Linked DNA regions of Homo sapiens: region 1 is linked to region 2. Evidence: read pairs that join two places in POLR2A ChIA-PET (ENCODE). Cell type or tissue: Panc1. All regions are shown on one strand. Links, peaks and the distances in the headings refer to the core of each region. The heading gives the core; the rest is flanking DNA. Region 1 overlaps RERE (arginine-glutamic acid dipeptide repeats). Region 2 overlaps RERE (arginine-glutamic acid dipeptide repeats).

What was found. ChIA-PET counts read pairs that join two places held together with the same protein. Peaks named below come from ENCODE experiments on the same cell type or tissue, not always from the same donor. Only the 100,000 strongest peaks of a DNase experiment are listed, where the experiment ranks them.
Region 1: POLR2A ChIA-PET joins it to region 2 with 5 read pairs; 13 of 35 experiments call an interaction of 5 or more read pairs at or near these places.

What each region holds. Positions count from the first base shown.
Region 1 is chr1:8,706,224-8,711,610 of GRCh38, reverse strand. The region is part of intron 1 of RERE (arginine-glutamic acid dipeptide repeats); the gene reads left to right. Among named protein-coding and RNA genes, the nearest start is that of RERE, 110 kb to the left of the region's middle. RefSeq lists an enhancer at 788-1,288. In Panc1, for the core only: no CTCF peak of the experiment used is centred there; no DNase peak of the experiment used is centred there; H3K27ac peaks cover 3,144 bases.
Region 2 is chr1:8,800,093-8,805,479 of GRCh38, reverse strand. The region is part of intron 1 of RERE (arginine-glutamic acid dipeptide repeats); the gene reads left to right. Among named protein-coding and RNA genes, the nearest start is that of RERE, 15 kb to the left of the region's middle. In Panc1, for the core only: no CTCF peak of the experiment used is centred there; no DNase peak of the experiment used is centred there.

The DNA.
Region 1 (5,387 bases), core at 234-5,233, 94 kb after region 2:
TTAAATCTGTAAAACCCTTTTCCAAACGAGAAATTTCTCTTCTTAACCCTGCTTTGGCTTTTCAACGTATCGCTCTATTGGAATTTAATAATTTGATCTGCACAGTCTGAGATCTCTAGTGAGTTTTGAAATAAAAATGAAAATGTCCTTAAACATATTTAAAGCATGTGCTATCTAAGAGGTCTTGCTCTCTGTCTGAAGTTGGTTTAGGGCTACATCCATGAGACGGCTGCACACTTCCAAAAACTAAAACCTCCAGGCCTGACCTTCGATTGATGACTAATGTCATAACAGTTTGCTGTGATGCCCCCGGGAGCCTAGTGGAAAGTTGTATTTTTTGTTTTCTGGAGTATATTTTTATAATGCTGATAATGTATTTCATGATATAATACTTTAAATACTTATTAGCAGTTTATCACTCCCTTTTTTTTTTTTTTTTTTTTTTTTTTTTTTGGAGACAGAGTCACACTCTGTCACCCAGGCTGGAGTGCAGTGGCTCGATCTGGGCTCACAGCAGCCTCCGCCTCCCAGGTTCAAGTGATTCTCCTGCCTCAGCCTCCCGAGTAGCTGGGATTATAGGCATGCGCCACCATGCCCAGCTAATTTTTGTAATTTTAATGGAGATGGGGTGTTGCCATGTTGGTCAGGCTGGTTTTGAACTCCTGGCCTTAAGTGATCCACCCGCCTTGGCCTCCCAAAGTGCTGGGATTACAGCACTTTGCTACTGTAATCCCAGTAGTTTACAGGTGTAAGCTACTCCGCCTGGCCTATCACTCTTAAATATGTTTGGGACTATGGCCAGGCACGGTGGCTCACGCCTGTAATCCCAGCACTTTGGGAGGCTGAGGCAGGCGGATCAAGAGGTCAGGAGATTGAGACCGTCCTGGCTAACACGGTGAAACCCCGTCTCTACTAAAAATACAAAAAATTAGCCGGGCGTGGTGGGCACCTGTAGTCCCAGCTACTAGGGAGGCTGAGGCAGGAGAATGGCATCAACCTGGGAGGCGGAGCTTGCAATGAGCCGAGATCATGCTACTGCACATCAGCCTGGGTGACACAGCGAGACTCCGTCTCAAAAAACAAACAAACAAACAAATATCTATGTTTGGGACTATGTTGGAAAGTAAAACATGAAGGAAGGTTGTAACTAATGCCCAACCTTAATGTTGTACCTATGTTATTTCACTTTAAAGTGTGCTATTCAGAGTTTTACTAAAGGCCAGTCTGTCTTGGGCTTTTTGTTTTCTTTTTATAATCTGATGTTATTTCTAGTTATTTTTCAAGAGTATATTACGTAGACTGCAACAGTATATTCAAGAGTATATTACGTAGATTGCAACAGTCCCCCCAGGACTTAGGGGGAAGAACATTTTGATTTGGTTTGGGATTGAGAGTGTCTGTGGAATGCCATTATGGTGGAACCCATAGGGCATTTGCATATGTGGGCCTCTTGCTAAGAAGCAAGCTCAGCTGGAAAAATCAAATTTTGGAATCACAAACACAGAAACAGCTTGAGAGTGGATCTTTTCACTGATGTGAGATGGCCGAATGTGATAAAAGGAGGCTTGACAGGGACTACTTGTATTTAGGAGGAGTCATGGAAAGAAAGAGAGAATCGCCAGAAAGGTAGGAGATCCAAGAGAGTGCCTAATCCAAAACCAAACCAACAAAAACCAGAATAAGAGTATGGGAACAGGACCAGGACCCACTGCTGGTAAGAGTATAAGTTGTACAGCTTTTGGATGGCTGTTTGACTCTCTCTGAAAGAGTGTATATTCATTGAACTAGGGATTCCTTCAGTGTAGAAATACATGTATGCACAAAGAAGTTTGTTGTAGCACTGTTTATAAGAGTAAAAAATGTGAAAAAGACTCAATAAGGGGCTTGTTATATAATAATTATGGGACTCCCACACTGTTCAGTTCTTTGCAGTAATAAACAAGAATGGGATGTTAATGGTCTTCTGTAAAGTGAGAGAAGTGACTTGCTGTATAACATAAATAGTGGGATTTCATCTTTGTGACAAAAAATCAACAAGTGAACCCTCAGACAAATGAATACATATGTTTTTATGTATATGTGCATGCTTTTGTACCTATGTTCTAGAGAAGAGCCTGGTAAACCTTCAGCCTGTTAAGTGGAATTGCTTGGATTTTCCGTAGGACCATATACTCTAAAAAAAATCTACAAGGGAGCTGGGTGCCGTGGCTCACCCGTAATCTTAGCACTTTGGGAGGCCGAGGTGGGTGGATTGCTTGAGCTCAGGAGTTCATGACCAACGTGGGCAACATACTGAGACCCTGTCTCAATATAAGAAAAAAAAAAATTAAAAAATCTAAAAGAGCTTCAAGAATTTTATATTTTTCTTTTTTCTTTTAAAAACTCTAGAGTTGCCGGGCACGGTGGCTCACGCCTGTAATCCCAGCACTTTGGGAAGCCAAGGCGGGCAGATCATGAGGTCAGGAGATCGAGACCATCCTGGCTAACACGGTGAAACGCCGTCTCTACTAAAAAAATACAAAAAAAATAAATTAGCTGGGTGTGGTGGCGGGCACCTGTAGTTCCAGCTACTCGGGAGGCTGAGGCAGAAGAATGGCGTGAACCCAGGAGATGGAGCTTGCAGTGAGCCGAGATTGCACCACTGCACTCCAACCTGGGCGACAGAGTGAGACTCTGTCTCAAAAAAAAAAAAAAAAAAAAAAAAACTCCAGAGTTTTTGTTGTCTAGTGACATTTTGGTGAGTTGGAAAAGCAAAAGAAGTAGATAGTTTGCTTAAAATTGTAACTCCATGTATTAGTATATTTTCATGCTGCTGATAAAGACATACCAGAGACTGGGAAGAAAAGAGGTTTAGTGGACTCACAGTTCCACGTGGCTGGGGAGGCGGAAGGCAAAGAAGAGCAAGTCACATCTTCTATGGATGACAGCAGGCAAAGAGATGGAGAGGTTGTGCAGGGAGACTCCCATTTTTAAAACCGTCAGATTGGCCGGGTTCAGTGGTTCATGCCTGTAATTCCAGCACTTTCGGAGACTGAGGTGGGTGGATTCAGTGAGGTCAGGAGTTCCAGACCAGCTGGCCAACATGGTGAAACCCTATCTCTACTAAAAATAGAAAATTAACTGGGTGTGGTGGCACACACCTGTAGTCCCCAGCTACTTGGGAGGCTGAGACAGGAGCATTGCTTGAACCTGGGAGGTGGAGGTTGTGGTGAGCAGAGGTTGCGGTGAGCTGAGATCATGCCACTGCACTCCAGCCTGGGGGTCAGAGTGAGACTCCGCCTCAAAACAAAAACAAAAACAAAAACAAAAAAGCAACCATCAGATGTTGTGAGACTTATCCACTATGACGAAAACAGCATGGGAAAGACCTGCCCCCATGATTCAGTTATCTCCAACCGGGTCCTTCCCACAACATGTGGGAATTATGGGAGCTACAAGATGAGATTTGGATGCGGACAAAGAGCCAAACCATATCCCTCCGTATTCTGTATAGGACAGTAGTTTCCTCTTACCCTTGGGAATGTGTTCCAAGGCCCCCGTGGGTTCCTGAAACTGGATAATACTGAACCCTGTTTTTACTATTTTCCTACACATACCTACCTATGATAAAATTTGATTTATAAGGGAAATTAAATTATCAATAATAAGAACAATTATAACAATACATTGTAATGAAAATTATATGAATGTGGCCTCTCAAAGTATCTTACTGTACCTTAGTCACCTATTTTTGAACTGTAGTTGACTCAGGGTAACTGAAGCCTTGGAAAGCGAAACTGTGGATAAAAGTGGAGTACTGTGTTACAAATCAAATCCTCTCCACCCTAGCATCCTATGCGGACATAGCTAACTGGTACTAATACAATCCTGGATTCAGTCACTGTTTGCTGGATGACGTTGGGGTGTACTTTTGACATTTTGACATGGGTGAGCTAAATTACTTGGTCTGAATGGTTGTACTGGATAATGCTATAGGAAAGAATGTTGATTGTCTCAGGTAACTTGATAGTTAGAATTTTGACACTTATTAGTGTTATTAAATGAGTGCTACTGTTTAAACTTTCATGTAAAAATGCAGTTTCCTTGCTGCCTCGGTGGTCTTGGAAAGTGGCCCAAAGTTGCCATCTTCAGAAGATATGGTTATGATTCTTCCTTTGCTGTGACAGAGCGGAGTGGTGGAGAGAGTCCATGCAGGGTGGTTGCTCCAGGTTAAGGGTCTGGAATAATGTGGGTCCTGTTCAGCTATTGCTAAGGTTCCCCTTCACATTTCCCCTGTGTGATGTTTCTGGTCATAGCTTTAATGTTAGTTTAACTAGACTTTCGATTTAATTATAACTGTTAGGATAAAGTCAGATGTCAGCTCACTTGGCTGCATGCTGAGGCCTGTAGAATATAGAGTGCTTTGCTTCCAGCCACATCTGTTGTCTCCTCTCATTATCTGTTAATGGTACTCAACTTGACAGGGTTGTTTTGATAAATGACGGGTGTTATGGAAACGGAGAGCTGGAATTTGTGTGGAATGGAGCTTAGGACAAAAAGAAGCAATGGTGCAGACCAGGCCAGGGAGATAACATGGGAACCAAGGAATCCCTTGTGGAATGCTGACAGTCATAATGAGTATTAATTTGGGAGGGATGTGGTATATCTAATATTTTTCATTTATCTTACATAATTATTCTTCCTATTACTTTTTCATGTGGTCATGTGCAAAACACCTGAAAAATTATAGTTTTTGTTGTAATAACTTTGATTTTTCCTCTTCACAAAGTAATTTACAAACTCATACTAATGAGGGTTAAAACAAATGTTTCACTTTGAGGAGTACACCCACCATTGAGTTCCTAGGTGGAAAGAGCTCTTTCGAAGGCTTCCATGTCAGGTCTGTTACTTAGAGAAAAAAACCTGAAAATAAAGTAAGTTCAGTGTAAAAGGGAGGTAAGAATGAACTCCCCTCATTCACAGCAGAATTTGGTAGTGCTTTTGCATTCTGAGAAGCTTTGAAGACAAACTAGTGTACAAAGTACTTTCTAAGTTTTATATTCTGTTTATATTGCTCTGTGTGTATACAAGATTTAGTCCTCTGTCCAGTTTACCTGTGGCTGTTTGCATATCCCTTAAGGGCTGGGTAATAGGAAGAACTTGGCTTGAATAAACTAGCGATGGCTTCTATACTTCATTAACTCTTAAAAAGTGTAGCTTGGAAATAGGACACTAGTTAGGATCTCTGTGTTTTTGAGTAACCCCAGGCACAATTATTTTATATCTTCATAAAATGGGGATAAAAATCCTCCTTTTTACTAGACTTTTTATTTTTCTAAATTTTTTTTTAGAGACTGAGTCTTGTTATGTTGCTGGACTCAAACTCCTAGGCTCAAAGGATCCTCCTG
Region 2 (5,387 bases), core at 209-5,208:
GTGAGGTTTCACCATGTTGACCAGGCTGGTCTGGAACTCCTCACCTCAAGTGATCCACCTGCCTCAGCCTCCCAAAGTGCTGGGATTATAGGCGAGAGCCACTGCACCTGGCTTAATTTTTGTATTTTTAGTAGAGATGGGGTTTCACCATATTGGCTAGGTTGTTCTGGAACTCTTGACCTCAGACAATCCGCCCACCTCGGATTCCTAAAGTGCTGGGATTAGAGATGTGAGCTGTTGCGCCTGGCCCCCCAAAATGAGTTTATTTTAATCCTAGTAAGTTTAAACTATGTATTCAAAATTATTTAATAGCTGGGTATGGTGGCGGGCATCTGTAATCCTAGCTACTCGGGATCCGGGACAATCGCTTGAACCTGGGAGGCCGAGGTTGCGGTGAGCCGAAATCACGCCACTGCACTCCAGCCTGGGTGACAGAGCAAGACTCTGTCTCAAAAAAAAAAAAAAAAAAAACCAAAAACAAAACAAAACAAAAAAAATCATTTGAAAAAGTAAAGTTTAATAAATATAGTACTCTTTCTCTATAATTTTGCCGTGTGTTAGATAGGATTAGATTCAGCAGTGAGTGGTAGAAACCAAAAATAACAATGGCTTAAACAAGATAGAAGTTTCCTTTCTTTCATGTATCTCATAGACAGTCCTGAACCAGTATGCTACCTTCATGCTCATTAGGGGACCCAGCCTTCAACATGTAACTCTTTCCTTTTTGTCAGAGGTGGCTTCTCCACTTTCTCACATCAGTTCTGCATTCTCACCAGCAGGAAGGAGGAAAAGGCAAAAGCTGGGCACACTCCCTTCTTGTGAAGATACTTTCCAGAAATTGTACATATCGCTTCTGCTGTGTCCCTTCGATTATAACGGAATCACAAGGTCACACATAACTGCAAGAGAAGCTAGAAAGTATATTCTGTGCTGGAAATTACTATGTGCCTAGTCAAAAATCAGGGGTTCTCTTACTCTGGAGGAAGGGAAGAATCAGTATTGCACTACATCTGGCAGTTTGTGCCATAAATACCAGTAGAATGGCTAATGTAGTATTAACACATTTGATAATTTGACAGTATTATTGTAATCCTTCAGTATTATTTGTAAGAATAACCCCCCACCTCCAGTTCAGTATCCAGTATAGAATTTTCACTGAAATTTGTCTTGATCTAACGATGGCTTCAGATTTTTATTGCTGGGTAAATTTTCTAACAAGATGAACTGCCTTCTGATTTGAACATTCTGATCTTGGTAGCATAATCTGCCATGTGTACATATATATATTTTATGTGATTCATTATTGTAGGAATAATTACTGAAATTTCCTAAGTTGTTATACACTTAGGATTATACACATATGATTAAAGACCTTGTTGAGACTTAATTTTTAACATCTATAAACTGGAAAAATGTGCAGACATCTTGTTTCTATTAATATATTGAGAAAAGTTTTCATTAATATTAATATTTCTTAGGAAATCTAGCTTTATAAAACATCTACATGTTTCTTTCATATTTTGGTTGGAATGGTTTAGCACCTTTGTTTGCATAGCTTAGTGAGAATTTAGTCTTTGTGGAATCCTTAAACACTTTTGACGCTACAGAAACTTTAGTTGGCTGGGCACAGTGGCACATGCCTGTAATCCCAGCACTTTGTGGGGCTGAGGCAGGCAGATCACTTGAGCCCAAGAGTTTGAGACCAGCCTGGACAACATGGCAAAACCCAGTCTCTAAAAAAAAAAAACAAAAAACCAGGCATGGTGGTGTGCACCTGTAGTCTCAGCTACTCGCGATGCTGAGGGGGGAGAATTGATTTAGCTTGGGAGGTCAAGGCTGCATTGCACTTCAGTCTGGGCAACAGAGTGAGACTCTGTCTCAAAAAAACAGAAAACCAGACCAACCTTCCCCTTCAAAACTTTAGTAACTTGGGATTATATGTAGCCTTGGAATATTTATTCTGTGATGGTCGATAATGAACAGTGACTTCTTTTTTTTTATTTTTATTTTTGAGACAGAGTCTCACTCTGTCCCCAGGCTGGAGTGCAGTGGCACAATCTTGGCTCACTGCAACCTTCACCTCCCGGGTTCAAGCGATTCTCCTGCCTCAGCCTCCCGAGTAGCTGGGACCTTACAGGCATGTGCCACCATGCCCAGCTGATTTTTGTATTTTTAGTAGAGATGGGGTTCCACCATGTTGGCCAGGATGGTCTTGATCTCGTGATCCTCCCGCCTCGGCCTCTCAGAGTGCTGGGATTACAGGCGTTAAGTCATTGCACCTGGCCGAACAGTGACTTCTTTTCACAGCTCAGATAGTTTTATACAGTTTATCTTCCCATGTATTGAACGTCATATTTTGCCTCAGCATGTAAACTGTGCAATTGTGTAATTGTCATAAATAAATTTATTTTAAAATATAACTTATAAATTCTTTTTGTCAACTTAGTTCCAATGTCCTGAATGTGTTAAGAAGTTGCAGTGTCCAAGGACTTCTTAGAACCCATAGTTATTGCCTTTTCAGGAGGCATACCAGGGCCCTGGGCAGCTGGATGGAGAGGGAAGGATCTTACCTTTCGTACTTTTCTTACATAGCGTTTGTTGCAGGTAAACAAGACCTAATTCAAATGAATGCATACTAAAAGCCTGTTTTTTTTTAACTTTTAGATTCTTGCCCCTTTCTTTTTATTATATGCTTTAGTGAAATACAAGTTTAATTAATGTAGCAAAATAGGGCATACAAAATGACCAAGACAGAGATTGTGCCCATGATGATTTTCTCATTAATGGGAAAGATGAGACATGTACACAACTGAGTACTAGGTAGAAGAAAGTGCCTCAAAAGGTGTTGATACTGTGGTTTAAGAAAGAGAATCAGCTCTGGATGGGGGCATTAGGGAAGATTTGGTGTAGGAGTTGGTGTGTCACCTGTGTTTTGAAGGATTGGCAGGATTTGGACATGTGATAAGTAGCTAAGAGGATTTGAGGCAGGAAATTGCATGAAGCAAAGGCACAGAGCCTGGAAAACTTGGGAAATGGTGAGTACTTTTGCTGCTTCTATGATGGGGATTATTAAATTGTGTTTCAATTTTCTTTTTAAAAAAGATCTCTTTTAAAATGTTTTATAGCAGATGCAGGCAGGCGTAGTTTTTTCAACTCAGGTAATTTGTATTTGAAGCTGTAGCGGGTAGCTGTTCAGACCACATAGTAAGAGCATTTTGGAGAGGGAGTCCTTGGGACTGGTTTCTCAAAGAAGGAACAGACTGGTTTGGCCAGAACCATAGAGCACTGGAAAGATAGGTTGGGATCATAGCATAGGCTGATTTAACACCAGGGTTAAATGACTTTATTTGATAGCTTCATGTGTTCAAATGAAATACAAATTATAATTATAAAATTAATATATACTCATTGTAATCACTTTCACACAATTCAGTATTCCTCCAGACATTTTCTCTGCATATATAAGCATACTATAGATAGTATCTTGAATTTAAAAAAATTCCAAACATATTTTTCAATTCAATACTTATAACTCAGGTTTGTTTTTGAAAACAACTGCATAATCGGACGCTGTATGGATGTAAACTTCACTTTTCCCATTGATGGACAGTTAAATTGTCTCAGACTCTTTGGTTCGCATCCTCATATCTGTACTGTTGTACTATTGTACAAGTATGTGTATAGGATAAGCTCTTAAGTAGAGTTGCTGAATCAGTGGGTTATGTTTACTTTTTATTTTGAAAGCTGTAAATAAATTGCCCCCAAAGATATGCCTGTGTATGCACAGAATATTTTAGGGTTTTCATTTCCTTCTCACCATCCCTGGATATTATGAAATTTTATAATCTTTGTTAATCTGATAGGTGGAAATGTGTACAATGATATCTTTTCATTAAGAACATTTTTTTTTTGGCCAGGCGCGGTGGCTCACACCTGTAATCCCAGCACTTTGGGAGGCCAAGGTGGGCAGATCACCTGAGGTTGGGAGTTCAAGACCAGCCTGACCAACATGGAGAAACCCCATCTCTACTAAAATTACAAAATTAGCCTGACGTGGTGGCACATGCCTGTAATCCTAGCTACTCAGGAGGCTGAGGCAGGAGAATCACTTGAATCTGGGAGGTGGAGGTTCCGGTGATCCGAGACTGTGCCATTGCATTCCAGCCTGGGCAACAAGAGCAAAACTCCGTCTCAAAAAAAAAAAAAGAACAATTTTTTTTGAGACAGGGTCTTGTTTTGCCGTCCAGGTTGGAGTGCAGTGGCGCGATCAGGGCCGACTGCAGCCTCAACCTCCTGGGCTCAAGCGATCTTCCCATCTCAACCCCCTCCAGTAGCTGAGGCTACAGGAATGCACTACCACACCTGGCTAATTTGTGTATTTTTTGTAGAAACGGGGTTTTACCATGTTGCTCAGGCTGGTCTCGAACTCCTGGACTCAAGCACTCCACCTACCTCAGCCTCCCAAAGTGCTAGGATTACAGGCGTGAGCCACCATGCCTGGCCTTACAATTTTTTTGAGACTGAGTCTTGCTGTATCACCCAGGTGGAGTGCAGTGGCGCAATCTCGGCTCACTGCAACCTGCGGCTCCCAAATTCAAGTGGTTCTCCTGCCTCAGCCTCTCGAATAGCTGGGACTACAGGCGTGTGCCACCACACCCAGCTAATTTTTGTATTTTTAGTAGAGATGGGGTTTCACTGTGTTGGCCAAGCTGGTCTCAAACTCCTGACCTCAAGTGATCACACGCCTCGGCCTCCCAAAGTGCTGGGATTACAGGTCTGAGCCACCACTTCTGGCCCTTACAAAGTTTTTTTAGAGACGGAATCTCTCTTTCTCAGGCTGGAGTGTGGTGGCGCAATCATAGCTCACTGCAGCCTCTTAACTCTTGGGCTCAAGTGATCCTCCTGAGTAGCTGGGACTACAGGTGTGTACCACAGTGCCTGGCTCCTACAGTATCATTTGAATTTGCATTTCTTTGACCATGAATGAAGTTGATGATCTTTTCATATATCAGAATTTTAAGATATACTTTCGTGGTCTCTCAGTCATAGAGACAGGTGGTTTATGTTATATGGAATACTTCGTTCTGAGTGTCATTTATTTTTAAAACACATTTAAATAATAAAAGCTTCATTGAGATTGGTCACATGCTATAAAATTTACTCTTTAAAGACTGCAATTTCTGGATTTTAGTCATTTAATTTATGTATTTTTTTTTTTTTTGACGTAGAGTCTCACTCTGTAGCCCATGCTGGAGTGCAGTGGTGTGATCATGGCTCACTGCAGGGGTGTCCAATCTTTTGGCTTCCCTGGGCCACATTGGGAGAAGAAGAAATATCTTGGGCCACACATAAAATACACCAACACTGGCCAGGTGCGGTGGCTCACG